2 separate regions of the Mus musculus genome follow, and region 1 is linked to region 2. A link is a loop called in an ENCODE intact Hi-C map of the cell type or tissue named here. Cell type or tissue: heart. All regions are shown on one strand. Each heading gives the region's core, and the rest is flanking DNA. Links, peaks and the distances in the headings are about the cores only.

Region 1 (15,592 bases), core at 539-8,538, 310 kb before region 2:
CGTGCACGGGGGGGTGTGGTTTGGTTTGTTCTTCCCATGGTAGTGGCCTTGAGTTGTTTTAGTTTTTGTTTTGTTTTGTTGCTTCATTTTGTTGTTTTGTTTTGTTTGCCACCGCATACACCTTCCTCCATTCAGGTTCTGGAGTGGCCGGGGCAACCTAATTGGAGAATTACTTACTCAGCTATGTTTCTAGGTTTGTTTTGTAAAATAGACACAATATTTAAGGAGGAAATTTTAAAAAGATAATTTGGGGATCCACAATATTTGATGTTTCCCTTTGGTGTGGTGCTATCAGTTAGTTGGCTATGTGGTCCAAGATTTCTAAATCTTAAAGGACGACAAAATGGAAATATGATCACTGGGGTTTAATGACTGCCAACCTACAGGGGAAAAAAAATGGGTTCAGTGAAGGATGTTGCTTCAAGAGATCAAGTCAGAAAGAGGTGGCACCCAACACCTGCTTCTGGCTTCCATAAGTGGGCCTGTAAACACACACACACACACACACACACACGTACACACACGTACACACACGTACACACAGACACCATACAGAAGGGAAAAAATATACAGTATTTCTGGTCATTCTGTTTTCTAATTTTGAAAAAAATTTTTGTTGTAACACTATTACTCATCCATTTTAATTATTCTTTGAATATTTCTTTTAATTTTTTTTGAGACAAGGTCTCATTATGAAGCCCTGCCTGACCTAAAGCTACCTTGAACTCACAGAGAGACCTGCCTACCACTGTCTCCCACGTGCTGACATTAAAAGCACGTGCTACCATGGCCAGTTTTGCTTGAAAGTGTTTTGTGTCCTTTTTGTTTCACACACACACACACACAAAACAACTTTAGTTTTTGGATTTTATGTAACGTGTATGGATATTTTTCCTACATATATGCCTAAGCACAATGTGTGTGCATTGCCTGCAGAGGTCAGAAGTGGACATCAGATCCTCTGGAACCAGAGATGGTTGTTAAATCACCACGTGGGTTCTGAAAACTAAACCCAGGACCTTTGCAAGAGCAGCCAGTACTCTTAACCACTGAGCTATCTCTTCACTCCCCACAAAAGCCCTTTTTTTTTAATTGGATATTTTATTTACATTTTTAATGTTATCCTCTTTCCATGTTTCCCCTCTGGAAACCCTCTATCCCATCACCCCTCCCACTGCTTCTACTACAACAGACTGACCTACACTGACAGCATTTCCCTACACTGAGTCATCTAGCCTTCACAGGACCAAGGGCCTCGTCTCCCACTGATGCCCAACAAAATTATCCTCTGCTGCATATGCAGCTGGAGCCATGGGTCGCTCCATGTGCACTCTTTGATTGGTGGTTTAGTCCCTGGGAGCTTTGGGGGGTCTGGTTGGTTGATATTGTTGTTCTTCCTACAGGTTGCAAACCCCTTCAGCTCCTTCAGTCCTTTCTCTAACTCCTCCATTGGGGTCCCCATGATGAGTCCAATGGTTGGCTGCAAACACCCACCTCTGTATTTGTCAGGCTCTGGCAGTGCCTCTCAGGAGACAGTTATATCAGGCTCCTGTCAACAAGCACTTCTTGGCATCCACAGTAGTGTCTGGGTTTGGTGACTGTATATGAGATGGATCCACAGTAACCCTCCAAAATCTCTGAGGAGAAACCTGCTCAGCAGGTTCTTCTTGAAATTCATGTAAATGAAGCATTCCCAGGCTTACCCCCCCACCAATAACATTTACCCACCTTGTAAGTCCCCACACACTCCCCAAGATCTATACAGCCCCGTATAAAGTTGAACTGTCTCACTGAAGTTGATCCCAGAAGTCAATGCATTGGTATTCTTAGCTTTCTGAACCCTGGTCCCCCACTTCTGCTCCCTTTTTCCACGAGGGCCAGTGGCGAACAGCCTCCAAGGAGAAGAGAAAGTCACAGTGAAGCTGAGGACAAACAGAAAAGCTGTCAGGACAAACACAGCAACCTGTGTGCACACTCCAGAGCAGAAAGAAGTTTAGATTAACAGAGGAATGGTGAGGGTTACATTGGACTTGCAGTTCAGAGAACACAATACAGGCTGTTATGAAGGAGGCTATCTTGGTAAGTAGATGTCCCCTGTCCTTGGGGCTTTGAGGGTTCAGGGATGAGTTTTGATGTGTATCCTACGGGCCTGAAAAGCTTCAGAGTGGGGTGATCATACCAGTCCCATTCAGGAGAATGTGCTGAATAGAGAGCATTTGGAAAACTGCTACGACAGTCAACCGTGGCTTAGAGCAGTGTTAAGAGTTTAGGAAAAACGTATGGATACTTCATTCCTCCTTAGAACAGGGAACAAAATACCCATGAAGGGAGTTACAGAGACAAAGTTTGGAGCTAAGACAAAAGGATGGACCATCCAGAGACTACCCCACCCGGGGATCCATCCCATAATCAGCCACCAAACCCAGACACTATTGCATATGCCAGAAAGATTTTGCTGAAGGGACCCTGATATAGCTGTCTCATATGAGGCTATGCCAGTGCCTGGCAAATACAGAAGTGGATGCTCACAGTCATCTATAGGATGGAACACAGGTGCCCCAATGGAGAAGCTAGAGAGAGCACCCAAGGAGCTGAAGGGGTCTGCAACCCTATAGGTGAAACAACAATATGAACTAACCAGTACCCCCCGCCCCCAGCTCTGTCTCTAGCTGCATATGTAACAGAAGATGGACTAGTCAGCCATCATTGGGAAGAGAGGCCCCTTGGTATTACAAACTTTATATGCCCCAGTACAGGGGAATGCCAGGGCCAAGAAGTGGGAGTAGGTGGGTAGGGGAGCAGGGCAGGGGAGGGTATAGGGAACTTTCGGGATAACATTTGAAATGTAAATAAAGAAAATATCTGATAAAAAAAAAAAAAAGAAAAAAAAAGAGTTTAGGAAAAATGACAAAAAGCAAGAGGGGCTTTGAAGTAAGTAGCAACCAAAAGAACATAGTGATGACTTATATCTTGGAAGAAGAGACAGATCACTTCTAGAAAAGCACACCTGAGTACATTCATTTGTATGTATGCAATTGTATGTGTGTGTGTGCAAGAAGTACATGTGCACATGTATGCATTTGTGTATGGAGACCAGAGGACAACCTCGGTGTCATTCCTCAGGAGCCTCCTTGTTTTGTGAGACAGGGTCTCTCATTGGCTTGAAGCTCAATGATTTAGGGAGGCTGACTGGTGAGCCCCAGCAGCCTGTAACCCACACATTGAGACTGCAAGCATGCCACCACACTTGGCTTTTTTATGTAGGTTCCGGGGACTAAGCTTGGATCAAGAGAAGACCAGCTATTCAAAAGACCTTTTGGATATCTACTCTATCCCAATGAATACATCATACTACCATTCTTTCAAGCACAGAGACCACATGAAGTAGAGTGGGTAAAGTCTGGGGTAAATGTTTACCTGAAGCAACTTGGAAGACAAATGCACATACATCTATTAAAAATACTTTTGTGACTACCACATAAATGTTAGAAAATAATGTGTGTGGAAAAGATGAGTTTAATCTGGGCCAATCACAATCTCTGAGATTCCTCCAATGTGCTTTGCACCCTATAGTTTAATTGCCACAGGAAAATTTATTTGCTATGACAACCAAAGTCCAAAGTATTTGGCTAAATCATGTCATATCTAACAGCTAACATATTTCTTTGAGCAGGGTTAAATTTACTAAAGGGAAATTGTATGAATAGAATAAGATGCGAACAGAAAAGGATAATTAAAGCAGACCTGGGTTCCAGTGCATCTGCACCAGTTTCAGTCTAATTTTGATACTGTGTCACCTTCAGCTCCATTTGGCTTGACTTGAAATGCCTTTCTTCCATCTGTTCAGTGAACTGATAACAACAATGTTTTGTTGTTCTGCCACAGTCCACTTCCACCTATGACCTGCTAATTAGCTGCAGACTGGCCTCTAGTGCCAAAGGAGAGCAACTGCCCTTCAGTGTCTCCTGTTTGAAAACCTTGTGCTGCTATTAAAATGCCATCATGACCTGGACATAAAGTCATGTCAAACTCTTTAGCAATCGGAAGGTTGTTAAAATCCTCTCATGTCAACCCAGAAGCCTCTAGTTATCTTCACACGAAGCTGACTGACGGGAGATTCAGTTCTTCTTGAACTGAGAGATCCCTACAAATGCAATGTGTTTTTCTTAATTGTTTTTTTATTTCACTGTACATTTTTTTATTTATTAAATGTCCTTTGCAAGTCTCAGAAATCTTGGGAACATTTAATAGTTACTTTGATTACAGCATGTCCTGTAAACTGTAAGGCATCCTGAATGACTCTTCTGGGGAGGGGGTTTCAAATGAGAAATGTCCCCGCAAAGCTCAGATATTTGAACACTTGATCTCCAGTTGGTGGTGGTGTCTGGGGAGGTTCAGCATTGCTGGAGGAAGCACGTCCCTTGGTGGGGAGAGCTTTGACAGCTTATGACCTTGCCCGACATGTAGTTTCTCTCTGAGTTTGTGTGTGGTTCTAGATGACTACAGCCATGCCTTTCTGATGTTACAGACTTTCCCCGGGAAACTTAAGCCATCTTCTTTCTATAAGTCGCCTTGGTAATAGTGTTTTTATAACAGCAGTGCAAAGTGACTATCCAGCCATAGGAGGATCCTGGGGAGAAGAGACAGAGGAATGAGTATTCTTTGTAGAAATTTACCGTAAGGACGTCATAGCAAGCAGGACAATGGCTCCATGCAGATATGGACGGATCCTGTAAACCCGAGAACATGTTGCTTCACATGAAAGATTTTAAGATGTGATTAAACTTAGCATTTTGAGAAAGGGGAATTCTACTGAATTATTGAGAGAATTCAGATCATAGGGCATCCTTAAAGATGAGGCAATGGGCTACGGAAGAGATGCAAAGACAGAAGCAGTGGCCAGAGTGAAGGCCAAGAGCCAAGGGTTGGGAGAGAGTCCTGGAAGAAGGACGTGGATTCTCCCAAAGCCTCCAGAAGTAGGGCAGCCACCCTATCGAATTCAGACTTTTAACCGCAGAGCTATAAGCCAGGACATTTGCTTCAGACCACCGGGCCATCGCACCCTGGCTACTTGGTGATTTTTTTTTCATGGCATGGTTAATGGGTGTTAATAGGCCTAGCTATCTTCTGTTTTTGTTTTGTTTTTGTTTTCCTAGAGATGATAGCCAGTAACTGTAAGAATCATAAATGTGACTAAAGAGGTGACTTGGTGGGTAAAAGTGTTTGTCAAGCAAACCTGATGATGCCACTCCATAGAACTCACAGTGAAAGGAGAGAACTGAGTCATGAAAGCTGTCATCAAACTTGCGCGTGCACATCATGTCAGGTGTGCACCAGAACACACATACACACACACACACACACACACACACTCATGCCAGTTCTATCACCACCACCACCATCATCGTCAACAATAATAATATTAACAAATGTAAATTTAAAAAAACAAACCATTGCTGCACATTTAATATGGAGGTGGTTTCTCTTCTATCCTCACCGAAGGTGCAGTCCCAGTGAGGTTGCACACTCTCACACCTGTCACATCCTACAGGTATTTCTGTTATAATGCCTATGATAGTAAGACTGAAGGCCTCGACGCCAAGGGCATCAAACATCTTCTTCACCTTGAATTCTCAATGCCCACAAAAATGCCGCATGCAAGCATGTGTTGGATAACTCAGTGATGAATGTGTTTCAAAGAGATCAAAGACTGATCTCCTGAGAATGATACCAGGGGAGTGCAAGGGAAGGCACTTAGAGCCCTTACTCTGTAGCATCCTTCCGGCAACAGCTGCTTTGTACATGAAATTTGAGGAAAATTCCATTACTGATCCATTTGTGCAGATTTCAAAACAGTTCTCGTCCTTTGTTCTTCTTGTGGTCCTTAATTTTGAACCTATAAAAACAGAACCTCGGCCTGTGTAGATGCTCTTATTCTCCTGAAGGTCACTCTCCTGAAGGTCACTGGCAAGACTATTTCATAAGCTTTTTGGTGGATGGATTATCAAAGGTCACAAATTTGTTCCCTAATGTACGCCCCAGGCAAGGAGGCTATTTAACCATCATTTTACTTTACAGCTTTTCTGTCTGAATTTATTATCTTAACTCTCTCCATCTCCTTCAGTTGCTGTACTACAATTCAAGAGAAAATGTCTCATCATCAAACTGGATCTTCCCGAATCAAGAGGCGAGTAGAAACGTCTGGCGTTGTGCAGCTGTGGGTTTCAGGAACAAAGGGAGAGAGCGAGATGTCAGCTATTTCTCTTTTAAAAGTTCAAAATGCCATTTTCTGATGAAAATGACATATTCGCTCTGTAGAGGTTCTACTTCCTGCCCTTGCCCTGCAGTTGTGTCCGTCCTCCAGCTCTGAGCTGGGTTAGCCTGCCCTAGCTCGTGGTCATGTCACCTCATTGCATCCTTTACTCATTCTGCCATTGCATAATTAATTAATAACTTGTGCAATTGTCTGAGTAACAGCTGCCTTCTCTGCTAAACACAGAAGTTCCATGAGGGCAGCGAGTCTATCTATCTCTCCCTGTGTTCCTGGTTCTCAAACATTCTTTGCCCAGAAGGGATGACTAATGAATAGCCTGGGTGAATGAGAATAGAAGGCCTACATTCCCTGTGTGCAAACAGAAAAGAACACACTAACAAAGTTCATTTCTAATGTTAGAGACATTACTCTATGCACAATTTTCTGGTTTTCTCTCTTAATAGTGTCTACAGTGTTTCAATGATTTTATTTTTAAATGTCTTTTATTATTTATTGCATTTATTTATGTGGATGGGTGCCATGGCCTACAAGTGGAGGTCAGAGGACAACTCTCGGGAGTTGGCTCTCAATTCCCACCGTGTACACAGAACTGAACACAGAACCTGAACACAGGCTGCCAAGCAATTCAACCACAGAAACAGCTCACCAGTCCTTCCTTTTAGTTAAGGTCACTGGTTGTCTCAGTCATTGTTCTATTTCTATGAAAAGACATCATGATCAATGTAACTCTTGGGAAAGAAAGCACCTAATTGGGGCTGGCTTATGCTTTCAGAGGTTTAGTTCATTATCATAATGACAGGGAGCATGGCAGCACATGGTGCTGGAGCAGTAGCTGAGAGCTACATCCTGATCTTCAGAGAGAGAGAGAGAGAGAGAGAGAGAGAGAGAGAGAGAGAGAGAGGTAGAGTGGCCATGGACTTTTGAAGCCTCAAAGCCCACCGCAGTGACATACTTTCTCCAACAAAGTATTTCCTAATCCATATAATCCTTTCAAGTTTTTAAATAATGCCACGTCCTGGTAACTAAGCATTCCAATACTATGAGCCTATGGGGCTCATGTGTAATCAAACTACCACACTATTTGGACACAATACTAGCAGGCACAAAAATGGGTTTAAACCCCAACACTGACAAAACTAACTAAATAAATAATCATTACTGGAGAGCTGACTTGGTTATCAAGAGCACTGTCTGGTCTTTTAGAGAACCCAGGTTCGATTCCCAGCACCCACAAGGTGGCTCAAAACCATCTGTAATTTCTGTCCCGGGGGATTAATCCACTTCCCTCTTCTGGTCCTTATATCCATTGCATGCATGCGGTACACAGAAATTCATGCAAACAAAACACTCATTAATGTAAACTAAAATACATTTTAATAAACAAATAAGCCAAGAGAGTTAAGCAGGAAAGTCCACTAATGGAGATATAAGCACAGTGTATTCGTCATCTTTGCATCTTTGTGACTAAAATACCGGACAGAAACAGCTAAAGGCAGGAAGGGTTGGTTGGTTGGTCAGTCGGCCGGCCGGTTTGTTTGTTTGTTTGTTTGTTTGTTTGAGCGCATCTTTTCAGAGGGTCCCTATTCATCTTAAAGGGACAAACATGGCAGAGCAACTCACTCTTGCTGAGGCCTGAAGCCTCAACTCCTGCACAGCAGAGATAGGAGACAGAAACAACAGTGGGGACAGCCTTCTAAGACCTGCCCCTTACTGACCTACACCAGTTGGGCTCCACCTCCTGTGGGTTCCACAGGCTCCCCAGCTGTGGCCACCTGCCAGGAAAACAGCTTCAGGATGCTGGCCTACCTACAGGGGCGCTGAGAAGCCAGCGATGACTGACAGCAAGCGGGCATATAGAAAGATGGTCTGTGGTTCCTTGTCATCACCTGTCGTTGCAGAAACTGAGAAAATCCTTTTCATGCCTATTAGAACGTCCTTAGTCTTAATACATATTGCTACCTGAAGGGAGTCAAACCAAAAGGCTACATACTGTGTGACTCCAACTGTGTGAAATTCTGGAAAAAGCAAAACTCTATCGACATTTGACAAGTGAGTAGGGAGAATGACGGGGTGAAGAGGGAAAACTTGGACAGGGAGGACTTAGGTAGCAAGACGATTTGGGATTAGACTACAGTGCTGATGATGGTTCGGAACACACTTGTCAAAGCCCACACAATGCAAACAACCCCAAGGACAGCCCTCTTGCAGGTAGCTAAGCTGGAGGGGCAAAGCCATCCAGGCCTTCGAGACTGAAACACCAGGGAGGCTGCACAGGGCTCCACGAGTCCTGACGATTGGTCTTGCTTTGGTCCTGGGTTTTATCACTACACCTGCGTTGCTCCTTTTTGGAATGGTAATGTATATTTGCACGTTGAAAATACATAATTTGTTTTTTTGTTTTGTTTTGTTTTAATTTCACAGGGAGTCACAGTTAAGAGGTTGCCAAAGAGACTTTGGATTTAGAAACAGTGTCGGGTTATTAAAGACTGTGGGGACTTTTGAGGTTGAACTAAATGCATTTTGCATCAGGATGTGGCCAAGAGATTATTATTTAGAGCAAAGGGAAGAACTTGGTGGTTTAAATGACTGTAGCCCTCTAGAACTGTAAGCCAGAATAGACTCTCTTCCCTTAAATTGATTTTGCCCGGGGTATTTTATTTTCGTCACAGGAACAGGAAATGAATACAGAACCCTGACACGAAGGATGGGGTCATGATTTGGTTTTGTACGTTTGTCAATCAGAACAAATATAGCACTATGTTGGAGCATGGTTGACGCAACCAAAATTTCTGCTTTAATGCCTAACTAATATTTGTGATCTCATTTACTAACACACAGTTGCAAAGAAGCAAAACAGTTGCATGGAGGAGAGAGTTAAACGGCATAGAAAATCCCAAATGCAAAATCCAGGCCATGCCTTTGGGGTTGGCTTTTTCCTTAACACTTGGAAGGTTCAGGAAGTACGATAGCCTATAGAATTAGACACTAATTACTCTAATTAATCAATTACCCAAATGTCACCATTTCCCTGCAGTGTCGCACTGGACATCGCCTTGAACCCATGCAAATCATTTATAATTAGGGAGATTGGATAGGTTTAGGTTAAACACTGGAAACTTTCATGACTATGATGTTGTCATGGAAACTGGAAACTACCCTTTCTGAAGATCGTGACACAATTGCAAAGAGTCTACCTTCTCTACAATCTTAGCAGGACAGCTTCCTCCATTGGACCAAATACTTTATGGCTTTTCATTTACATATTGACCTTGGTACGTCTGTGCTCTTACCTTTATTTGTCTAGAAGCATAGCTAAGACGTACAGCCCTTCAAAGTCCAACGGTGATCAACCGTGATGGGAAATGTTTTCCTTGATTTCCACTTTGTTGAATGTGCTAAGTTAAACCTAACAGCTGCATGCTGCTACCATAGTAAGTTTCTATCTGTGGACCACCATAAGTCTCTCATTATTTGTAGTTCATGTTAAATATAGATGTATCAGAGCTTTATGGGTCTTCTGTCGTTTATGGCATGATGCTGAGATCTGCCAGCCTGCGGGCAAGCCAGCATGGGTTTTGCTGTCAGCGTGGGTATTCCTACCTAGAAGCCATGGGCAAATCCTTTCAAGCTCTGGTTTTCTTGACAGGAAATAGAGATAACAGAAGTGCTGACTCCTTGGAGCTGTTGTGGGTTCAAAGGAAATCATGTAAATACGCACACTAATGCAGAGAACCGATACACAAATGCTCAGTTGGTGTTGACTGTAGACAGAGTCTTTGTGTTACTCTCAGTCTTCCTTCCTCTCACCCAGCTTCACTTGGTCACTGCCATGTAGAGACCATGCTGGAAGCCAACAGGCACAAAAATCACCACAGTGATCTAGAAATAACTACCGTACCATCAAATCCACTTTCCCTGCTCTTCTGGGTTTTAGTTAACTCACAAAGAATCTATTTTCATTGTTCTTATTTCCCCAATAACTTCAAGAAAATCTAAAATTCAAATTAATGTTGTAATATTTCTATCCATGGAAATAGTAAAATAGAGTTGTTATAATTTCCACTGCCTGACATCTTTCTCTTTAGAGGCATATTCTGGCAAGAAAACAAACTAAAATTTTTCACAGCGTTACATTTTTTAATAGAATTTCTAAATTTATCTGTCAGTGTTGATAATTTTTTTAAAAGGGCTATTTTTTTCATGTGTTTTAGCCAATGGGGGTGGGGGCAGGCTGCTTTGAATAAAGAAGGGTCTATCCATGGAAGATACGTAGGGTCATTATGTTCTCTTTCTGCTATGTTTGGAAAAAGAACTCTTGGTTCCTCCATCACATGTCTGCCCAGATGCTGCCATGCTTCCCACCATGATGATAATGGACTGAACCTCTGAACCTGTAAGCCAGCCAGGAAAATTAAATGTTTTCCTTTATAAGAGCAGCCTTGGCTGTGGTGTGTCCTCACAGCAATGAAACCCTAACTAAGACACACAGCCTCACTTCTCAGAACAAACCCTGGGGTAATCACTCTACTGCTTGCCACAGGCATTCATGACACAAGCTACTTAAGCAAGCGGGAATTTGTTCTGGCTACAGAGTGTGAGAGAAACTCTCTGCCACAGAGCGTGAGATGGCGTCATGGTACCCTAAGTTAGCAAACACAGAGAGATAGCTAGCTGCTGCTCATTTCATCTTTCCTTTGTTGTAGTGGTAAGATTAGTTGAACTGCTTTTGCTCCCAGTCGATTGCACACCTGCACTCCCTCAGGAGCTATCCAGATTCTCGAATGAAAGACAGACAGTGAGACAGACAGACAGACAGACAGACAGACAGACACACACACACACACACACACACACACACACACACACACACACAGAGTTAATTTTTGACATGCCATGACTAGCTCAAAGGTTGGGCACTCCTAAACCTGCCCCGCCCCTGTACTCCCGAGACTCCTAAATCTTGCCCAACTACCCCAGGCTCAGTGGGTAAGTGGCCATTGGCTTACCCAAATTCTTACATGGCCGATCAGCTTTCTCTCCTGCAGCTCTTATGTCCCATCCTTCTCCCCTGAGTCACGGTGATTCTCTGTCTTCCTTTCTTTCAATTCCTAACGCAAGCAAATCTAAAGGTCCCGCCTCAGTCTAGCTGCCCAGCCATTGGCTGTTGGCTCTTTATTGATCAATCAACAACCAATTGGAGACAAGGACCTTCAGCGGTTGGACGCGCAGATTCCTGATTTTGGGAGCCAGTTTAATTTAGAGCATTGGAACCAATCCCCAACACTTTCTGTTCTGTCTAGGGATCCAGCCACATTCAGGGTGGGTCTTTCCACTTCAGTAAACTGCTCTGGCAACAGCCACACAGGCCTCATGTCACCTGGGAAATTCTAAACCCCTTCAGCTGAAGGTCAAATTTAACTACCAAACCGCCCATCCTTGATTCCAGAAATGTTATTTTCCAGATTTAGCTCAGCAGGAAGGATGCTTTCTGCAGAGTCTGACCACCTAAGTTTGCTTCCTAGTACCCATGTGTAGAAAGAGAAAACTGACTCCTCCGAGCTGTTCTCTGACCTCCACACATGTGCTGCACAGAACACATGCCCAAACACATACACACCAAACTAATTAGTTAATTTTAAAACGTTAAGATTGTTACTTCCCTTCCGGTATAGGGAATATACTCCACAGGGGAGATTATCGCTGGCCTTCCAGAAGAGATGAGCATGAGTCAGAGAATCCTTGTACATACGACACTTTCCAAGTGCTGTTGGTTCAGAGTCACACTCCTTCCAAAATGGCACATTCTACCACTCTGCAATAGAGCGAAGCAAGAAAGAATGAGTCTGTGGCAAACAATAGAAAATAACCCAGGGCTGGGCGTGGTGGCGCACGCCTTTAATTCCAGCACTCGGGAGGCAGAGGCAGGCGGATGTCTGAGTTCGAGGCCAGCCTGGTCTACAAAGTGAGTTCCAGGACAGCCAGGGCTACAGAGAAACCGTGTCTCAAAAAACCAAAATAAAATAAAATAAAATAAAATAAAATAGAATTAGAAAAAAGATTACAGAAATCAAACATAAGCCCACTAGATGGCAAGTAACCACAATCATAGCAGAAATATTACACACACACACACACAAAGAAAGACAGACAGACAGACAGAAAGACAGACAGACAGACAGACAGAAAGAAAGAAAGAAAGAAAGAAAGAAAAGAACAGAACCGAACCCAAGGGAAGCTAACATAATTAGGTAAATTGTGACTTTGATGGTTCACCTTTAAGCTCATCTGTGAATAATCCCAATAAACCTAACCATTTATGGTCTGAAAGATGAGTTATGAGAGTTGAGAGATGTAGAGGAGATTGGGGGCATTAACAAGGCTGGAGATCAAGTAGAGGTCAGTTCACAGGACTTTCAACAGCATGGGATCATTTTTTGAGATCTCTCTGAGTGTAGTGAGACTTGCAAGTGTACGGGGTCGGGGTGGGGGGAGAGAATGGGTGTTGTGAGGATGGAGGAGCCAATGTGCTGCTGCTGATAATCTCAGATGGATGCCTCCAAAGATGAGGCGCCCGCAGCCAGTGCTGAATACGGGAGGGGAAAAGACTGCTCCAGGAAGATTAATAGTGAATTCACTTTGGGACGTTTGAAGTCTAAATTACCTACAGAGTCTCCAAGCTACAAACGTTTGTTTATCAGGTGTGATCAATCATTGAGCATTACAAAACAGCATCGTCATCTGTAAACGGGGCTAAAGAACTGCAAGATCGAGTTACAATGGTTAAGGCAATCATAATGCTTTAAGTTGCTGCTGAGTTCCATTCATAACTATCCTTGATTGCATGAAGCCCTTAGGCCTTGAGTTGGACATGTTTGAAAAAATGAGTTAGCTAGTGGGGGAATTATAAGTAAGAAGCAATGCTGTGAATCAAAAGCAGATCATTGGACTCACTTAAAATCACTTGGGGAGCCACTGTACTCCAGGTTAGGATGAGAAAACTAGAAAGCCAGGCTTAGGGGAGCATGCAGTGAGGGAAGACCCAAGGAATGGCTGCTGAAGACACTAAGCAAAAAATTACAAGGTTCCTAGGGGGAAATCAGACTAGCAATAGACCTGAGAAAAGGGAAACCTGGGAGAAGAGAACAGACCCAGGGATGCAGAGGTCATTAGCATCTTTGTCATACAATTTTAAAACATCTTTTATTTCTCCATGGGAACCTCTCAGAACCTTGGCAAACTGCTTGCTGTACCATATCATAAAATTACTTATATGCAACCAGGATATATGAATGTCATAATGCTTCACGCTCCTGTTTATACAATTGTAGTAAGACATTACTTTACTTCTGATTATTGCTTTTGGTTTCCAGTGAAAGAGAATTGATCTGCCCAGGAGAAATCTTCAGAAAATAATTTAAGCTCAAATTGGAACAAGGGATGTGCAAGCAGGTGGAAGTTATTTCAGATGTCTCAGCAGATCTATCCAAAAGCGAGAGATGCTGACGAGACAAGAATCAGAATATTTTAGTGGAGTGACTGAGTGTTCCTCAGTGTGTGTGTGTGTGTGTGTGTGTGTGTGTGTATCTTTGTATGTGTATGTGTGTATTGTGTGTTCACATGTGTTCATGGGGCAGACCAGAGGTAGACATCAGATGTCTTCCTCTATCTCTGTCTACCTTCTTTTTGAATACAAGGTCTCTCACTGAATCTGGAGTTCACTGATGTGGCTAGACTAAGTGGACAGGAAGCCCTAGTGCCCCCTCCTCCTGCTTCCCCAGCACTGAGATTACAGATGCATGCTACAACATACAATCCCAGAGCAAGCATGTTCCCAACCGAGCCACTTCCTTACTCCATAATTCTTTTAGGGCTGTCATGAGCCATACAGCCAGACTGCTGGGATCACAGAATGCAGTTAGGCTTAAATAAGACCAATGTATTTAAATCTTCTCTTGTAGATACTGAGAAATCCCTGCAGACCAGAAAGCAAGGAATAAGCAGAATAAAATTATCATTAACATCAAGATAGTGTGCACAAGCTCACAAGAAGCAAAGCAAGTTGGTCGGGGTCCTTCCTCCCCTTCCACAAAGTTAGATAGGAACCTGGGCAAGCAGAATGTTCATCACCAGATCACAGGATGGACAACAGAATTCCAAAGGACGCTCAGAGTCAGAGGGAGACCATAACGGCCAAAATCTATTCACCCAAGAAACAGGATGGAACCTAAGAGCGAGAGCACGAAGCTAAGTCAGGATAAAAGTAGGCTAGAGATCAAAGGAGATGGACAGAGCAGGAGCGGAAGCTAAGGAATTCTCACATCAAAGGGAGCACACTCAGAAAACAGGCTACCGCTGTTCAAGGCAGGCATCTGGCATGGGATTGAACATGAGCTATTTTCAAGGTGATTAAGCTCAGGGCGCAGACAAGAGCAAGAAGTCAAAACAGTGAAGGTCACTGAGCACAGGGACAAGGAAATGGAGGGCTACCTTCCACAGAGAGGAAGAGAAAAGTGGGGCGAGTTTTACAATGTGGATAAAATATGGAGTCTTAGTGGGTGTCTTACACTGAAGCGACACTCAGTCCAAGCAGAAATGTCTCCGGCATTGATGTACGACGGCAAAAGGGAGAATTAGGGCTGTCATAGTCTACAGCTACAGCAGACAAAGGTAGGATGACTTGGAATTTTAGAGGAGCAGAGGCCATCAAGAAAAGTGGTGTGGAAGGAGAGGAAAGAGAAGAGTTGAGCCAGCGGTGGAAGAAGTCAGAAGACAGTCACAACAGGCTTTATCATCTCTTTATTCCCAGAGGAATAAAGAGAGCTCAGAGCGGAGGCTGTGGAGAAAGGCTCAGGGTTCCTTCCATTCCTCTCTTCTGACTCCTCCTTGGCCCATTCCTTCACACTTCCTCTGCTTGGTCAAGGCGTCTCTTGACTCCAGGGGTCGCAGACTATGAAAAGAAATAGTTAAACAGAGCCTGACAGATGGCTCATTGGTTAAGAACACTTGCAGAAGACCCAAGTTCCCAGTACTGAACTGGGAGGGCCACACCTACCTGTAACTCCAACTCCAAGAGACCTGGTGCGTTCTTCTAGTGTCCTTGAGCATCACACCTAAGGCACACATGCAGACAAGGAGGTACACATATGCACACACAAATAAAAATTAAAAAGAGGAGTAGCCAGTGCTCATATCTTAGATTTGCAGTTGACTTTTGAAATCAGTAGGTTTTGGAGTTTTAAAAGTTTAAGCTTTAAATGAGTCAAGACCTGGTTTTCCTTCCAAAAACTACCAGAGTAGCACCCACTTGCGGCCTTCTGA
Region 2 (16,044 bases), core at 3,314-11,313:
AGAAGGATAGGGAGTTCAAAGTTATCCTCTGCTACACAATGAGCTTGAGACCGTCCTGGGCAAATGAGGTATATGCAAGACAGACAAGACAGACGGACAGATGGATGGGGACACACACAGGCCCCTGCAAAAGGCATTTATTGATCCACTATAGATGAATAGAAGACTATTTGCTCAAGGCCCAGGGCTTCATCACTAGCAACACACAAACACATACATTTATCAAGAATAATAAATAACTAACAATCACAATTCACTCTGTCTTCCATTATCCATAACATAATGTTCTCCTAAATGTTCCATCAAAAACAGAGCTCAGCAATTAAGAATGCTTGAAATAAGTGTAAAACCACAGTAACAAATCTTTCTCAATAATTTTAAAAATTAAAAAGCAGCCGGGCGACGGTGACGCACACTTTTAATCCCAGCACTGGGGAGGCAGAGGCAGGTGGACTCCAGCCAGCCTGGTCTACAGAGTGAGTTCCAGGACAGCCAGGGCTACACAGAGAAACCCTGTCTCGAAAAACAAACAAACAAACAAAGCAAAGTGGTAGAATATATAGAATTTTTGCTAAGAAAGTTTCATTTATGTCATGCAGTCAGAAAGAGATACCAACTGGGTAAGGGTCTCAGGTAATTCACATTTGTATAGCAGTTTACAATGTGACTTTATAATCTGCACACTACTAGGTACCTAAACATTTTGAATGAGAACAGCTTTAATTTAAATTAGGACTTTTCGACGGCACGCCTTTAATCCCAGCCCTCCGGAGGCAGAGGCAGGCGGATTTCTGAGTTCAAGGCTAGGCTGGTCTACAGAATGAGTTCCAGGACAGCCAGGGCTATAGAGAAACCCTGTCTCAAAAACCAAAAATAAATAAATAAATTAGGACTTTTCTTAGTGGACTCTTCCAACAGATTTTATAATAACTGAAGATTCTACAAACATCCCCCAAACTGGGAATCACTAGTAGCTTCGGAATTCCAAGAATGTAAAGCAAGCTATCCAATGAAGAGGCACTAACTAGTCTGTCAGGAATGCACTAACTAGTCAGGAATGCACTAACTAGTCAGGAATGCACTAACTAGTCAGGAATGCTGAACTCAAACCTTCAACACAAAATGAAGTTGGAGTAGCTGAGGTACTGCTGTAAGGTGTTAATGACCAAACTAAAACTGTTCGGCTTACTTAAACGACAATAAAACAAGTATATTCTACCAGTGCAATGCAGCTTTTCTTTGGCTGCTCCCATACTTCTTGACAACTGCAACATTTGTGAGAACTATCTGAGTTAGTGTTGAGATCCCTCTACTTCCTCAGGCCACAAAACGAAGTGGAGAGAAAACAGATGATTCTCACAATGTTGAGTAAAAAAGCTAAACACAACAAAGCCCATGTTGCAAGATCCTATGCTAGAAGCAAACAGGCTATCACATGTCCTGGGTTCCCTGGGGAAGGATGAGTAATAGCTAGGAGGGGGATGGGCTTCTCAGTCTATGCAAAGCCACTCTGCTGTGCGCGTGGGAAACCTCTATGCTTAGGACACTTAACTGTATTTACAAGTTTAAAAAAATCATGGCAAAGACAAAACAAAATTTCTCCCAAAGCAAAGAAACATTACTGTAAAAACAACACAAGTTTATATTTGGTGGGAATAGTTCAAGTGAAGAACTCTAAGTGCATTAAATGCATGGGGGCGGGGCGGGGGCGGGGGGTTGGGAGGAGACTACATGGTAGAGCACTGACCTAGCATGTGGGAGGCCTGGTGGGTGGGAAGATGATAGGTCTGGAGTAAAGCTTAGAGTCAGTACAGGAAAGTATTACAGGTCTAAGTGTGGAAGCACAGGCTCCTAATCCTAGCACTTACGGAGAGGATGAAGGAGGTTCAAGAATTTAAGACCAACCTTATAGGGTTCTGAAGCAAGTTCAAGGCCAGCCTAGAATACAGGAGACACTGTCTGGACAGAGTAAGGGACAGTGTGCATGCATGTGTTGGAGATGGAATGAATATAAAAAGAAATAAAATGACTGTTCCTAGGCATGGTGGAGAAGAAAATTTATATATATATATATATATTCAGGCTGAGACATCTGGGAGCATCCAGACTGAACATAACCCTGAGCTGGGCCAGCGAGGAGTTGGGGGTGGGGGGCAGGAGACAGACGACCAGGAGAACAAGAGGGTAAAGGGTATACAAAAGGATGGGTAACCAAAATGACTAGGTTCATCAGGAAGGGCAGCTGAAGGTGGAAGGGCTGAAGAAGTTTAGGGTATGGGGCAGGGTATGAGGATGGCCACACTCTGTGACCTGTAGGGACAGGAGGCTGATGAAAGAACATGAAGGACAAAGTTGGCTTTAATGTGTTAAATAGGCACCTCAGCTTGCCATTTGTACTGGGTTTCTGAGACCTAACAGGGAGGTAATCACAAAGTTCTTAAAGAATTTAAGAAATAAAATAATTTCACACAACACAGATCTTTTCTAAGAAAATAATCTTGACAATACAGCCATGTAAATGAACCCAAAGAATAATCTCTTCATTTATGAAATTCATAAACTTGATTTCTAACTGCTAAGTTAGAAGAAAATCAAACTTAGGCTAGGGAATTTAGCTGAATGCTAGGTACAGCACTAGGGTGTACAAGGCACAAAGGTTGACCCTAAGCACAAAAAGAAAAGGAAGGGGAGGAGGGAAAAAGAAAGAGTGTAACAGGGTCTATTTATTGAACTTCTAATCAACTAGAAGACAACTAGATGGGCCATCAAGTCTGACAATCTGAATTCAATCTGAAACCCACCTGGTAGAATAGCCAACTGCCCTGAAACCGTCAAGTTAGGGCGATTTCTCCATAACAAGACCTCTCTCTCATGAAGCGCTGCATGGGAGTACTCAGGTTACCAATGACTTTGAAGACAGAAAATCTCTATTATGTTACCAATGACTTGAGTTCACTTTGCTCAATAAATGTTAGATGAGGAAATGTAGTGTTTAAAAACACTAAGCTTAAAAAAGAAAAGACACAAAGAAACCTCATCTGGAAAAGCCAAAATAAAACAAGACATAGTGGGACACACCAATAGACCCATCTCTTGGGTGGTGGAGGAAAAAGAGCTCTAGGCCAGCCTCCTGTGGAAGCTCTGCCTCAAAACACAAGAGGGCAGGAAGAGGTAAAAACTGAATTACAGTGCAGTAGGGTGCTTCCCTAGCCTGCCTGAGGTCCTAGGTCCAATCCCCAGTGTTGCACGAAGCGGGAGGAGCAGGACTAAGTAACCAGCTTGACCTGTCCTGCAACAGTGCGGTCCGCAGGGAAAGGTACAGAACTCACTTATCCGACAGGATAGAAATCATTATACAATACTACAGGAAGGAGGCAGAAAACAACAGAAAGGTAAGAAGTGCAGTGTCAAACAAAAATGTCAAGTCCAGACAGCCAGTTTCAAAACCCAGACACACCTTTGGGACTTTGCAATGCAGACTGATACACATATACTTTTTTCTAGTATGACAGTGGTTACTGAAGTGAGCCAATTCAAGTCAGGTTAGATTCTATTAAAGGCAGGTTTATTGGGAAGCTGCTCTCAGGCAGAGTTCACTGGCCCCAAGGACTGAGGCCAGGGAACTCGCCATAGGGAAAATGGGACAGGAAGAGAGAAAGACAGAAAGGGTGCACCCACAGAGAGAAGAGGAATACCACAAAGTCTAGATGATATAGAGGAGAGCCTGGGGGAAGGCAGGTAGGGGCTGAGGGACACTGGGAGGATTTGGAGGCCAAGTCAGCTTTGCTATGTAAAATATGCACCTCAGTCCCCTGTCTAGGGGTCTGGAACCAAACAGTTACCAGAGTTTTAATTACAGAAAATTATATAAAAATGTATCACAATTATACTAAATGCTGCCCAAAACATCCTAACACTCAACTGTTACTTATAGTTTAACCCCAAACGGAACTTTTACTTGAAATCAGTTTTCTTCTTAAAGCCCCTGCAACAGCTTTTCATCATGTACTTTACTATAAAATGTACGAACAATTCAATGCAAGACACTTTTTTCCTCTTCCTTGATTCTTTTCTCAACCTCAAAGTAAATTACTTGTAAAAGACTGGTAATCTACAAAACTCACCACCAAAAACAGTTTGTAGAACAAAGTTCTTTTGTTTTTGAGGACTGGTTTCTCTGCGTAGCTGCCCTTGAACTCTATCAGTAGACTAGGTTGGCCTCATATGCAGACTCACCGGACTCCCAAGTGCTGGGTTTAAAGTCCTGCACCACCACGTCCACAGGAGATTCTCTAACCCATACAACAAACCAATCATTATTATGCAAAATTTAGGTGGATAGCTTTGCAGAAACCATTGCAAAAGTGTGACTTCCATTGCTGACTTTTGTTTTTCTCCTCTATGTATGTGACCTTGGGTTTCACTCATCACCCAGGATGGCTTTGAACTCACTATGTAGTCATTAAAGCTGTTTAGTCTAAAACTCAGTAATGCTCCTTCCTCACTCTGCATGCTGGGTGTAAAAGCATAAGCCACCATATCCAGCTCCACAGATTATGAAGGAATCCACAGAATGTCACTCACCTGCTGACCTGCAGTACAAGTGTATCTAGTGTCATCTGAAGGTGACCTATACAGCAGTCTAAGAGACATTTAGGAATTGGGTATCGTACACTCTGTATTCACAACCTTTAAAGTCAGAGGTGGAAATATTGCCAGGAGTTCAAAGCCAGTACAGTCTGCATATAGACAGCAGCCTAGCCAGGGCTATACAGTAAGAGCCTGTCCCAAAACAAATAGCCCCTCTCCCAAAAGAACAACTAACTTGTCTCTCCTACTCTTTCCTAACTGGTCAATTCAAGGTCAATGGACTTGCCTACCCTGGCCTCTCTGCATCCCTAACTTGTATAGCTCCACTGTCAGCCTATTTTCCTTTCATCTTCTCCACATTATAACTCAACATGTCTGTCCTCAATCTTCCTACCTGCACAGACTAATTTAAAAAACAAACAAGGCCGGGCGGTGGTGGCACACGCCTTTAATCCCAGCACTCGGGAGGCAGAGGCAGGCAGATTTCTGAGTTCGAGGCCAGCCTGGTCTACAGAGTGAGTTCCAGGACAGCCAGGGCTGCTAAGAGAAAAGACCACTGGAGTCATGTACAATTACTTTTTACTGCACCCTGTCTAGTAAAGAGAGAAATGGTGACTGCCGGCTGCCTCTCAAGTCTAGAGGACTAGAGGAACTAAGTTCCAGCGCAGCATGAGCTACATTGCCTGGCTTTTTGAATTTTTAAATAGAATTCTACCACTGCTATGTTTTTTCAGAGGAGTAATGACAAAAATGACACTTAGTGCTCCTAATGTAAGCAGATGTTTGTATTAACTACTGGTGTCTATCGTTCTAGTGATTGGATTAAACTACTACTCTGAGGGGCTAGAAGAGACACCTCAGCAGCTAAGAGCACTTGCTGCTGATCCTCTGGTTCCAAGCACCCACATAGCAGCGCACAACCACCGCCTGTAACTCCAGGGACTGTTGACAATCCTTTTCTGACCCTCAAGGCCTCCTTGACCACAACACTAGGGCACATACACATAAAATAAGCATCTTTTTAAAACTCAGGGTCAAAATTTTAAAAGAACTAACATCCATAGGCATGTTTTTGGTTTAGAATGCATAATTGGTACTTACATAAGCATTAAAAATTATAAAGCTGATGTTTCCTTAAATCTTTGTTTTAAAAGAACTTTCTGTGTGCAAAGCTACCAGCACCCTAGAACATTTCCACTGCAAAAACAAACAAAAGCTCTATTATTGGAGCTATTAGATACTTTCACCAAGTTATCTACACTTGAGTCCTGACAACAGATCTAACACTATATAATTTTATCTAGTGGATAATTTGCTGCTTGTAAATGCTATGAAAGTTTATTACCAAATCAGCCCTCCAACTTAGCCCTGACAACTTAGGACAAAGCACGGACCACAAAATGATCAGGTTCAGGGTAGAAAACTGAGAAGTTTGTAAAACAGAATAAAGAGCATTTTACTCTCCCTTTCTGTAGGTAGTAAGTACACTTTTGTAGTTTCAAAGAGACAGACAGTGGTTAAGAGTGCTTGCTGCTCTGTCTTGCGGTCCAAAGTTCAGACCCCTTACTCTGAACAGTTTAGAAAGTCCTGTAATACTGATCCTGGGGATCAGACACCCTCTTCTGGCTTCCAGAGAGCTGAGCACATACAATATCCAAGATACACAGGCACATAATAAGTAAATGATAAAAAATTTAAAATGGTATGTGCTGGCTGTGATAACAAATGCCATGAATCCGGGCCCACCTAGTCAGTTTTAGAGTATCCGGGGATACAGATAGTATGCCTGTCTCAGAGCGAGGGGTGGGGCGGACAGGATAACTATGAATGAATTATCTATCTAGTTTCCCGATTGTGTAGCTTCCATACTTTTGAATACAAAGAAATGAAAACAAATATGGTAAACTGACTTGTGAGTGGCTGTTCTAAGTAGAAAAAAGTGATTGACTCATGAAGACACTTATGACCGACCTCAAATTTAAGAAGTAGCGGGATTTTTCGTTAAAACAAACCCACTACTATTTTCTGCAAAACAAAACCGGCACCCCAGAATACCAAAAATGGTAGCCCCAATCCCTACCGACGTGAGTTTATCAGCATGTACAGAACAAGGATTGTATTCTGACCTCGGGTACTGTCAGGGGTGAGGGGGCCTCCCAAACACTGCCAAAAGTTACTGTCAGCAGCCAGGGTGACGAGGAGAACTTCCCAATAGACAAGTGGGTGGCTAAATGACGCCCGGACACGAGAGATGCTATGCGTTCTGTTGGGAGACTGGGGGAAGATTCTGCAGCCACAGGCGACAGGAAAGTGGAGCTGTCTGCAGAGAGGGTAACTGGGCAGAGGGGGCGGCGGCGGGCGGGGCGGGCTGGCAGCGGCCTCCGGGCCGGCGAGCGAGCGCCGGGCAGCGGCCGGCGGGGAGGTCTCCGCAGGTGGCGGGCGCCCGGGGGCGGGAGGAGCGCGGCGCGCGACAGCCGCTCTGCACCGCCGCAGGCGACGGCGAGGCGCGCGCACGAAGGCTCCCGGCGCCCGGGCGCGCGCCCCGGCCCCTCCCCGACAACTTGCCTGCAGGAAAAGAGTTACTGGTCCCAGGGCCCCGAGAACCCGGGGCTCCGCCATCCAGCGCAACCGCTCTGCCAACCAGGTCCCGCGAGAGTCCGGAGATCTCGCGATACCGACCCGCTGGCATCTCGCGGGCGGGCGTGCGCTGGAGCCAACATGGCGGCGTGGGGGAAGCTAATCACTACTTCGGGACTTTGAACGTGTGGTTCGTCCTCGCACTGGGAGGCCGCGGGCAAACGGGAGGAGAGGCAAGCCTTCCCCGCCCTGGATTCCTCCTCTGAGTCGTCTGAGGGGAGAAGGAAAGGCGGGACGCCAAACTCAGCCCTCTGCCGCCCTCCGGACGCCACGGAGGACCGCGCTAGCCCTCAGCCGGCCTGGCCTCCGGTCACGTGGCCGTCACGTGAGCCCCGCGCGCGCGCCCGGCGCCTCCGCAGGCCTCCCCGCCCCCTCAGCCGCGAACGCGCGCGCCCGGCCCACGTGGGGGCGCCGCCGCCGCCGCCGCCTCGGCCACCCCCTCCCGGCGCTCGCTCGCTCTGAAGGGCTCCGGCCCCGCGCGCGCCTTTCCCTCCGCGCTCCGCTCCCGCCCCTGCGCCGGCCCCGCCACGCGCCCCGGGGATCCCGCTTACCTCTCGCGTGGGGCGGGCCGCTCCGGGAGGCGCCGCCCGCGTGGCCGCCGTCGGCCGCCGCACTGGCTCCAGCGCCCTCCGCCGCAGGAAGCGCCACAGCGGCGCCGCGGCGCTTCCAGGTGGGTCCCCGCCTCCCGCTCCTCCACTTCCCGCAGCAGCGGCGGCTCCTTCCGGTCCCCTCCTTCCTCGGCTCTGAGACGCTGGGAGCCGGGCGCTCGGCGCGCCACCTACTGGTGGCCGCGGCCGCTGCAGCGATCCCGACCCGGCCGGCCGGCGGGCGGGAGGATTCACCGGCCCAGCCCGCTGCGTGCTGTGATCCGCTCTACCTTCCCGGAGAGGCTCCCCGCCCGCGTCCCGACCTTGCCTGGCCCCGCGGCGCTTTCCGCACGACGCCCCGGACTGCCGCGCCAGCCGCCGCCCGCTCAGTACGCAGGCGCCCACCTCTCCAGCCTTTGCTCACCTCCCTCCCTAGGGCAGGACTCTTCCCCAGCTCCACCGCGACTCGTCGGCAGTCCCACCAGAGTACACCTTCTCCACCGCTTTTATTTTCCGTACCTTTAAACAGCACTACCCGCCAAGAATGAAGTCTCTTTAAAGGCAGGGCGTCTTTTCTCTTAGCTTTTGCCCACAGTTGTGTCCAGCACCAAGTATGGCTCAACCCATAGTGAAAACTGGTTATTTATGTAGCTCAGCGTGTGCTTACCGGAACTACGTGAAGCTCTGAGTTCAATCCATAACACCGCCCTTTCAAATATACAGTATTAGCAGTGCAGCAAAGTAATGCCCGCCTTCAGTTACAGGGATAAGTATTTCCTCTGGGTTGATAGCACCATAGGCCACCACTTCTGAGCTGTGGGGACGCTCATGCAACCCTTTGGCTATTAGATTGTGTTCCAAAAAATACCAAGTCCACTGGTAGAATCCATTAACTGGGGCTCTTCGCAACTGTGCAGTATGGCTTCAGTGCCTTTCTTTGTTTTCCTTAGCTGGAGCAGTTTTGTTTTTCCAAGGAAGTGGGTAAGTGTGGTTTCTTTTCAATTGCTCGTAAGTTATTAGATCATAGAAGTGGACTTGTATTTGGTTGTCTCCAATTCAACTCAGAGTAATATCTGCTCCAAAATAAAGAATACCAATTATAGTTATACTGACTATCACACCTGCCATCTTGTGTCTTAGAGACACTGCTCTCCATTGCCTTAATTTTCCTAGTAGTGGGGTCTATAAGGCCTCACCACAGCACACCCTCCCATGGTTTTTATTGAACTGTGTTGGACTTGCAATAGGCAGAGATATAAAAATAACACGATTTCCCAGCCAGGCAATATGCTACCTGCATAGGCTAGCTACTATTGGGATGGTCAGAATTTATCTGCTGCTGGGAGCATTGTCTAGCCACACACACACACACACACACACACACACACGCACGCACGCACGCACGCACGCACGCACGCGCGCGCCATTATTGGACTGTCATCCGTTTCCAAGAGAACGATGGTTGTAACGATAAAGGTCCCCACAGGTTTACTTTCCCTTTCTCTTCCGTGGGAATGGTACCACCGCACTAATACGCAAACGTTTTGTTTTGTTGGTTTTTCGAGAGAGGGTTTCTCTGTGTAGCCCATGCTGGCCTGGAACTCACTTTGTAGACCAGGCTGGCCTCAAAATCAAAAATCTGCCTGCCTCTGCCTCCCGAGTGCTGGGAGTAAAGGCGTGCACCACCACCACCCGGCACTAATATGTAAACATAAGAGAGAAACCCAACCCATGGCCTTGCTAACATTTGTTGGCAAAACAGGCATTGCGATTTGAAGCTTGTTTTCGCTGAGGCAAGCTTCTATAGTCAAGGCTGATCTACAATACTCTCCCTGCCCTTCCCTCCATCCGTGTGTGTGTGTGTGTGTGTGTGTGTGTGTGTGTATACATCCTAGAACTCTTCATTTCCTGCCTCTGCCTCACAGTACTGGAATTATAGGCTACGAAGCAAGTTTGAGGCCAGCCTGAGTCACATGAAGTTTTGAAGAGAAAGAGTTAAGAGAGAACACTCCACTGAGCTATAAGCACTCCTACTCACAGGTTGAAAAACACTTGAATAAGTCTCTTAGAAGGAATGTTAGCGTTGAAGTATATATATCTCAGTGATAAAAAGCATTGTGGTTGTTAGCTTTGATCCTTATAACAAAATAAGAAAAGCAAGGGACAGATTTATTTTGCTCAAGTTTTAGCCCATGGTCAACTGACTCCATTGCTTTTAGACCTGTAACAAGGCAGAACATGATGGCAGAAAAAAGCTGTTCAGCCTCAGGGAGCAACTAGGAGGCACAAAGATACGCAGGTCAGGGACAAGATGCAGCCTGTGGATGAGGCTGACATCCTCAGGTGCAGCCACCTCACAACACCCCCAGGTGGTGGTGTTTCGACACAGGATATATTTCATATCCAAACTAAAGTAAGATAGTGTTCAGCATGTGTAACATCCGACATCAGGATGAGTGAGGGTGCTAGAGTTAGAAAATCACCATTTTTAAATGCACAGTTGATAAGTTTTATTTATAGTTAGCTGTTGTTTTGGGACGGTCTTGTTCTACAGCCCACAAACTTAGGTTCCTCCAGCCAAGCCTACCAGGTACTGGGAGACAGATGCCAACCACCATGCTGCCATTCTGAAACAGTTTAATAAACGTTATTATAGCAAATAACTTCCTAGCTTATGCTTTCAAATAAGATATAATGAAAGGCATTAATACTAACAGACTTTACACCTTTTTTAAAAAGTCTATCAAATAAATTCAACATTCAGTTTATACATTTTAGAATTATTTTTATTGAATGAGTTTTAACAACATTGCAAAGTCACCATGAATGCTGTCCCTCAGTCACCTGCATGTTTGTAGTTGCATATAGTTGAGCTTTTGACATCACATGATCAAGCAAACAGCAGTGAATACTCTATTATTCAAAAAGACTTTATGCATTTCATTAAAAAATCATTTTGCAAGTGGTTTCAGCTTTATCAACAATCTCATTTGACACATTCCATACTTCATGCTCTCAAAATAGAAGTGGCCTAAAACTAAGGGGTATTTTCTTGTTACTAACATTAATGAATACCATTCAGGTCTACAGAACTAAAGTTTAACATTTTACATTATAAGCAGCAATAATTTACTGATATCTGGTAACAAATTCCACTAAAAATGAATACATCCCGTTACATTCAAAAAAGACATTTTGTAAATTGTAATATGCAGTTTTATATGCTGCAGTGCAAAAGCAGTAACACCCACCCACCTGATGTTTCCTGAGCGTTAGGAAATTAACAATGTGCTGACCACCACTCTCGGATTTAACATAGGTTCATTACTATGCAAATTCATGTCAAAATATACAATTAAATTAGCTTTTTGGAGAAATGAAAAAGCTTAGCCAGTTATGATTGGTTAGAGTAATAAGAACATTATCGAAGCCAAAGTATTTACAGTGCTACAAAGGGTTTGCTGGATCTGCCTGTAGAACAAAGGTCAGAGAACCTAGTTACCAACTGTCCCTTTTCTTTCAAAACAGTACACTGAAAGATATTCTGGTAAGCTACTTAGCATTAAATATACCAACTTATATAACATTTTAATATACCCTTCCATAATGCCCAGTACAAAGGAATAAATGAGAAAAAAGGATGAAAATCAAGAGAATCAACATGCTTTGCGGAATGTTTTGAATGTGTGTGCATCAAGTGAGAATAACTTCTCATTAGAGCTCTGTGTCCTCAGAACTACAAAGAGCGAGTTTCTACTTCAATCTTTTCCTCTGCTTGGAGTACATCAGGGTCAACATGAACAACTGGAGGTCGGAGGATAACTTCAGGCCCCCCACCATATATAGACTGCAGGAAATTCCATGTTTCTTCTGAAATTTGACCAGAGTCTGCTCCTAAAATTGTATGTATGCAAAAAGAATGATATTTACAAACATGAATCTTAATATAGCTTTTACAGTATATCCAACAGAGAAATCCTCTATGGAGGACTGAGAATTCTGAAACCTTCAGATTATCAGCTTGTATGCTATAAAAAACAATATGGAGACGGTTTCCAAATGTCTAGAGATCCATTTTCCAAGCTCCAACAACCCTAAAACCTTCCTAAAAATAAGAAATTTTTACCCTTTCTGTTACTGTAAGCCTGACCATTTCTGAACTAGGTAAATAAATTACATAATAGCTGGTTATTTTTTTTTTAATCAATAAGAACTCATTAACAAAAGTTTCAATATTAAAGCATGATGGTATACACCAGTAATACCAACAGTTGGGAAGAAAAGACAGAATCACAAGTTAAACCTCTCCGCTGCATTCAAGGACAGCCTAGAGGCCATGCTACCGTGTCTCAGGACAAAGCAATCCTGTGTGTCTTAAACTTACCTTGCTTGAGCATCACACTGCCACATTTAGTAACCGCAATTTTAGTGTTGTCGATTGGACCTGGGGGATCTAAGTCAAAAGGATAAAAAGATTATAACATGTCCACTTCCAAATGCAGCAAAGAACTACATGGCTTTATACCTGAAATTACGGAGAACTAACCAAATGTCATCGATTCTTAGTATCTTTTCAGCTTTGGAGATTTCATTTGACCCCAAACAACCAAGAAAGGTGAGATGTTGCTCAGCACCAAAGTATAATAGAAACAATTTATCTTTAATGATTAATTTTTTTTATTTTATGTACACTGGTGCTATTGTCTGTATATGTGATGGTATCAGATCCTCTGGAACTGGTGTTACAGTTGTGAGCGACCATGTGGGTGCTGGGAATTGAACCCAAGTCCTTTGGAAGAGCAGCCAGTACTCTTAACCAGTGAGCCAACTCTCCAGTCTTCTAGAAAAACCACTTGTTTGGGAATTGTAGATCAAAATATTTTGTTAATGCTACAGCCCTTTAATGAACAACAACTCTTTAATAAGCTTAAAAACAAAAACAAACAAACAAAAAAAAACCCTCTCAAACCATTCCAAATTTCGTTTTTAACCAAAACATTATAGAATGAAATATTAAGATAGACCTTTCTTTTAGGAGAAAAGCCATTTTTCTTTGCACATGAAAGTACAGTACTTAGTCCATTCTCAAAAGCTCCCAACAGGCATGAGGAAGAGAAATGACTAATCTTACAGAAAAATAGGCATATGGTTTTAATATCTGTGATGTTTTGTTCTGCATGATACACTGCTTAAATAACATAGTTGAGGGCAGTGGGGGAAGTAAAACAAAGTATAATACCATCTGCATCTGAAATAAATCCATCACTTTGTATGCGGACTTGAAACAAAACAAACCCACCAAAGGGATTCAAACAATATACTTTTTTTTTTTTGCAAATAACACCATATCAAGAATATATTATTTTTAACCATTATTATTATTAATAGCAATAGTAGTATTAAAGTAGATTCTCACTAACTAGTCCTGGCCGGCCTGAAAATGGCTATGCAGAAGAGGCTGACCTTGAACTCACAGAAATCTGCCTGCCTCTGCCTCCCCAGTACCAGGATTAAAGTCATGTATCATCATGCCTTTCATTCAAGTTATTATCATATATAAATATTTTTTTATTTTTATTTTTTGGTTTTTCGAGACAGGGTTTCTCTGTATAGCCCTGCTGGCTGTCCTGGAACTCACTTTGTAGACCAGGCTGGCCTCGAACTCAGAAATCCGCCTGTCTCTGCCTCCCAAGAGCTGGGATTAAAGGCGTGCACCACCACCGCCCGGCTTAAATATTTTTTTTAAAGTCCACATTGTATTGGATAAAGTGTAATTTTCCATTCCATTCTGGGAGGGGGTGGTGGTGTTGTTTTCTCTTTGTCTTGAGACAGTATCTCTGTTATAGACCAGGCTGGCCTTGGACTCAAAGAGATCCACCTGCCTGTAAAGTTCTTGAACATTAAGACTGTGTGTGGGCAAGTGTGCCAGTCAGTGCCAGTGGAGACTGGAGTGTCTGATCCTCTGGCGCTGGGGTCCCGGGTGGTAATGCTCTTGCCTGCTGTGGGGGCTGAGAACTGGAGTCAGATCCCTAAGAGCACCAAGTGCTTGCAACTGCTAAGCCATCCCATCTCCCAAAAACAAAATCTGTTCAGGTTTTTATTCTTGGCATGATTGATACAGTTTATAGCGATAAGGCCATAAACTAGAATGTGGGTTGCCTGACAGCATGGGTCTTTTATTGTTCACTGGTGTATATCCAATATTCATAAAATTAATAAACAAAAGAACTGGCTAATAAGCTTTCAGTTAGCCACTTACCTCCATCCTTACCCTTTACAAAACTCTCCCATTCTCTAAACCACTGCATGCTGATACAGTAAAAAGTAGCTGGGGAGTCCTCCTCTTGAAATGCTCTGTTGAGCTACAGAGAGGAAAAGTCAGGCACCTAATGTCTGGAACTCACAACCCTCTCCTGCAGTATCCAACAAGAACGTCTCTCATTCATCTGTGAGCTCTGAGGGGTCTGGTTAGCACTAACAGCCACACGAACTTAGCTCAGCTCTGGGATACACAGTGTTGTCTATCAATAAATGACCCTAGATTATGTCTCAAAATATACACATACCGAAGAGGAGCACAGAGGAACAGGTTAAGAGAAGATTTTTAATATACCTATGAAATATGTTTATTAAAAATCTACCACAGCCTACTTTTTAAAAAAAAGTAAAGATCAAAAAAAAAGTTACGCAAAAGAGATTCAACTAGGCCTCAAAAGAATAAAGTGTTTGAAATCTAATTACAGTAGTATTTCCTGTTGGGAAACAATGCTCATATACTAGATAAGGATAGATATACCTAAATTCAGACAGATAGTTCTTTAAAACTTAAAATGTGGGGGTGGGAGGACAAACTGCTGGGATTAAAGTTAGTTCTGTCCTTTCACTATGACATCGGGATTGAACGCAGGTGAGCCTTCTTGGCACTGGATGACACAAAACCATCTAAACAGCCCTATTTGTTTATTTTGTTTTTTTGAGACAGGGTTTCTCTGTGTAGCTCTGGCTGTCCTGGAACTCACTCTGTAGACCAGGCTGGCCTTGAACTCAGAAATCCGCCTGCCTCTGCTGGAATTAAAGGCGTGTGCCACCACACCCGGCTATTTCTTTAAATCTAATCAAAACCCTATAGCCTTGGGGAAGGAAGTCCAAATGGAACTGGAAAGATAGTGGGAAGGCTTGGGTGTGATCTAAGTTTGCATTCATAAATGAGATTAAAATAAAAGTGATCATCAGATTTGTTATTCTCTCAACAGCTTTTTTTTTACTAGGTAAGTTATTTACCATTGAACTATATCCCCAGTGCCAAAGACTTTCTTTTTTTTTTTTTTTTTTTTTTTTTTTTTTAGTTTTTCGAGACAGGGTTTTTCTCTGTGTAGTCCTGGCTATCCTGGAACTCACTCTGTAGACCAGGCTGGCCTTGAACTCAGAGATCTGCCTGCCTCTGCCTCCCAAGTGCTAGGATTAAAGGCGTACACCACCACTGCCCAGCCAAACTTTTTTTTCCCCCCCAAAAAGTTTGATTTATCTCAGACTGACCTCAAACATTTTGATCCAAGGATGACCTTAAACTTCTGATCTTCCTACCTCCCAAGTGCTAGGAATACACACATGCCAAGTTTCATGTAGTACTAGAGACTGAACCCAGTGCTTTATGCATGCTAAGTAAGCACTCCACTGCCTGAGCTACATACTAGTCCCAATGTTTTCTCTTTTTTTTTTTAAGATTTATTTATTCATTATATGTAAGTACACTGTAGCTGTCTTCAGACACTCCAGAAGAGGGAGTCAGATCCCCTTACGGATGGCTGTGAGCCACCATGTGGTTGCTGGGATTTGAACTCCGGACCTTTGGAAGAGCAGTCGGGTGCTCTTACCCACTGAGCCATCTCACCAGCCCCCCAATGTTTTCACTACTAGTTCAGAAGTACCTGATGATCTGACTTCCTTTTATCCACAAGTGTGACCACAGTGACCTTTCAGTTATTCCCAAAAACCACCCTGATATGTTCCTGATTTCCTATCTTCTGCGCTTTCTTGCTCGCTCGCTCTCTCCAATTATTTTTGTGACTGTCCTCCCATACATCCTACAAGTCTATTATTATTACTATTATATTTACTTACATTTCAAGTGTCCCCTTCCTGGTCCCCCCTCCACAAACCTCTCACCCACCAACTCTCATCTCACCCCTCTAGTATCCCCCTACACTGGGACATCATGCCTCCACAGGAC

What was found. Hi-C counts contacts between places; a loop is a spot of excess contacts. Peaks named below come from ENCODE experiments on the same cell type or tissue, not always from the same donor. Only the 100,000 strongest peaks of a DNase experiment are listed, where the experiment ranks them.
Region 1: a loop joins it to region 2, with 4 times the contacts of the local background. A loop is called at or near these places in 5 of 42 quality-filtered maps.

What each region holds. Positions count from the first base shown.
Region 1 is chr3:152,698,473-152,714,064 of GRCm38, reverse strand. It overlaps Gm32085 (a long non-coding RNA gene), which reads right to left. Exons shown (of 6, transcript XR_867773.2): 2 at 15,579-15,592; 3 at 15,327-15,384; 4 at 11,281-12,086; 5 at 5,768-6,215; 6 at 4,157-4,630. Among named protein-coding and RNA genes, the nearest start is that of Pigk, 7.8 kb to the left of the region's middle. In heart, for the core only: a CTCF peak has its summit at 3,934; no DNase peak of the experiment used is centred there.
Region 2 is chr3:152,387,873-152,403,916 of GRCm38, reverse strand. Usp33 (ubiquitin specific peptidase 33) reads right to left here. Exons shown (of 24, transcript NM_133247.3): 22 at 14,074-14,176; 23 at 12,199-12,267; 24 at 10,300-11,708. The coding sequence ends at 11,551. Zzz3 (zinc finger, ZZ domain containing 3) reads right to left here and starts at 7,914. Exons shown (of 14, transcript NM_001080755.2): 1 at 7,779-7,914. In heart, for the core only: a CTCF peak has its summit at 8,016 (motif pointing left); DNase peaks (open chromatin) are centred at 7,276, 7,546 and 7,936; H3K4me3 peaks cover 3,355 bases; H3K27ac peaks cover 2,751 bases.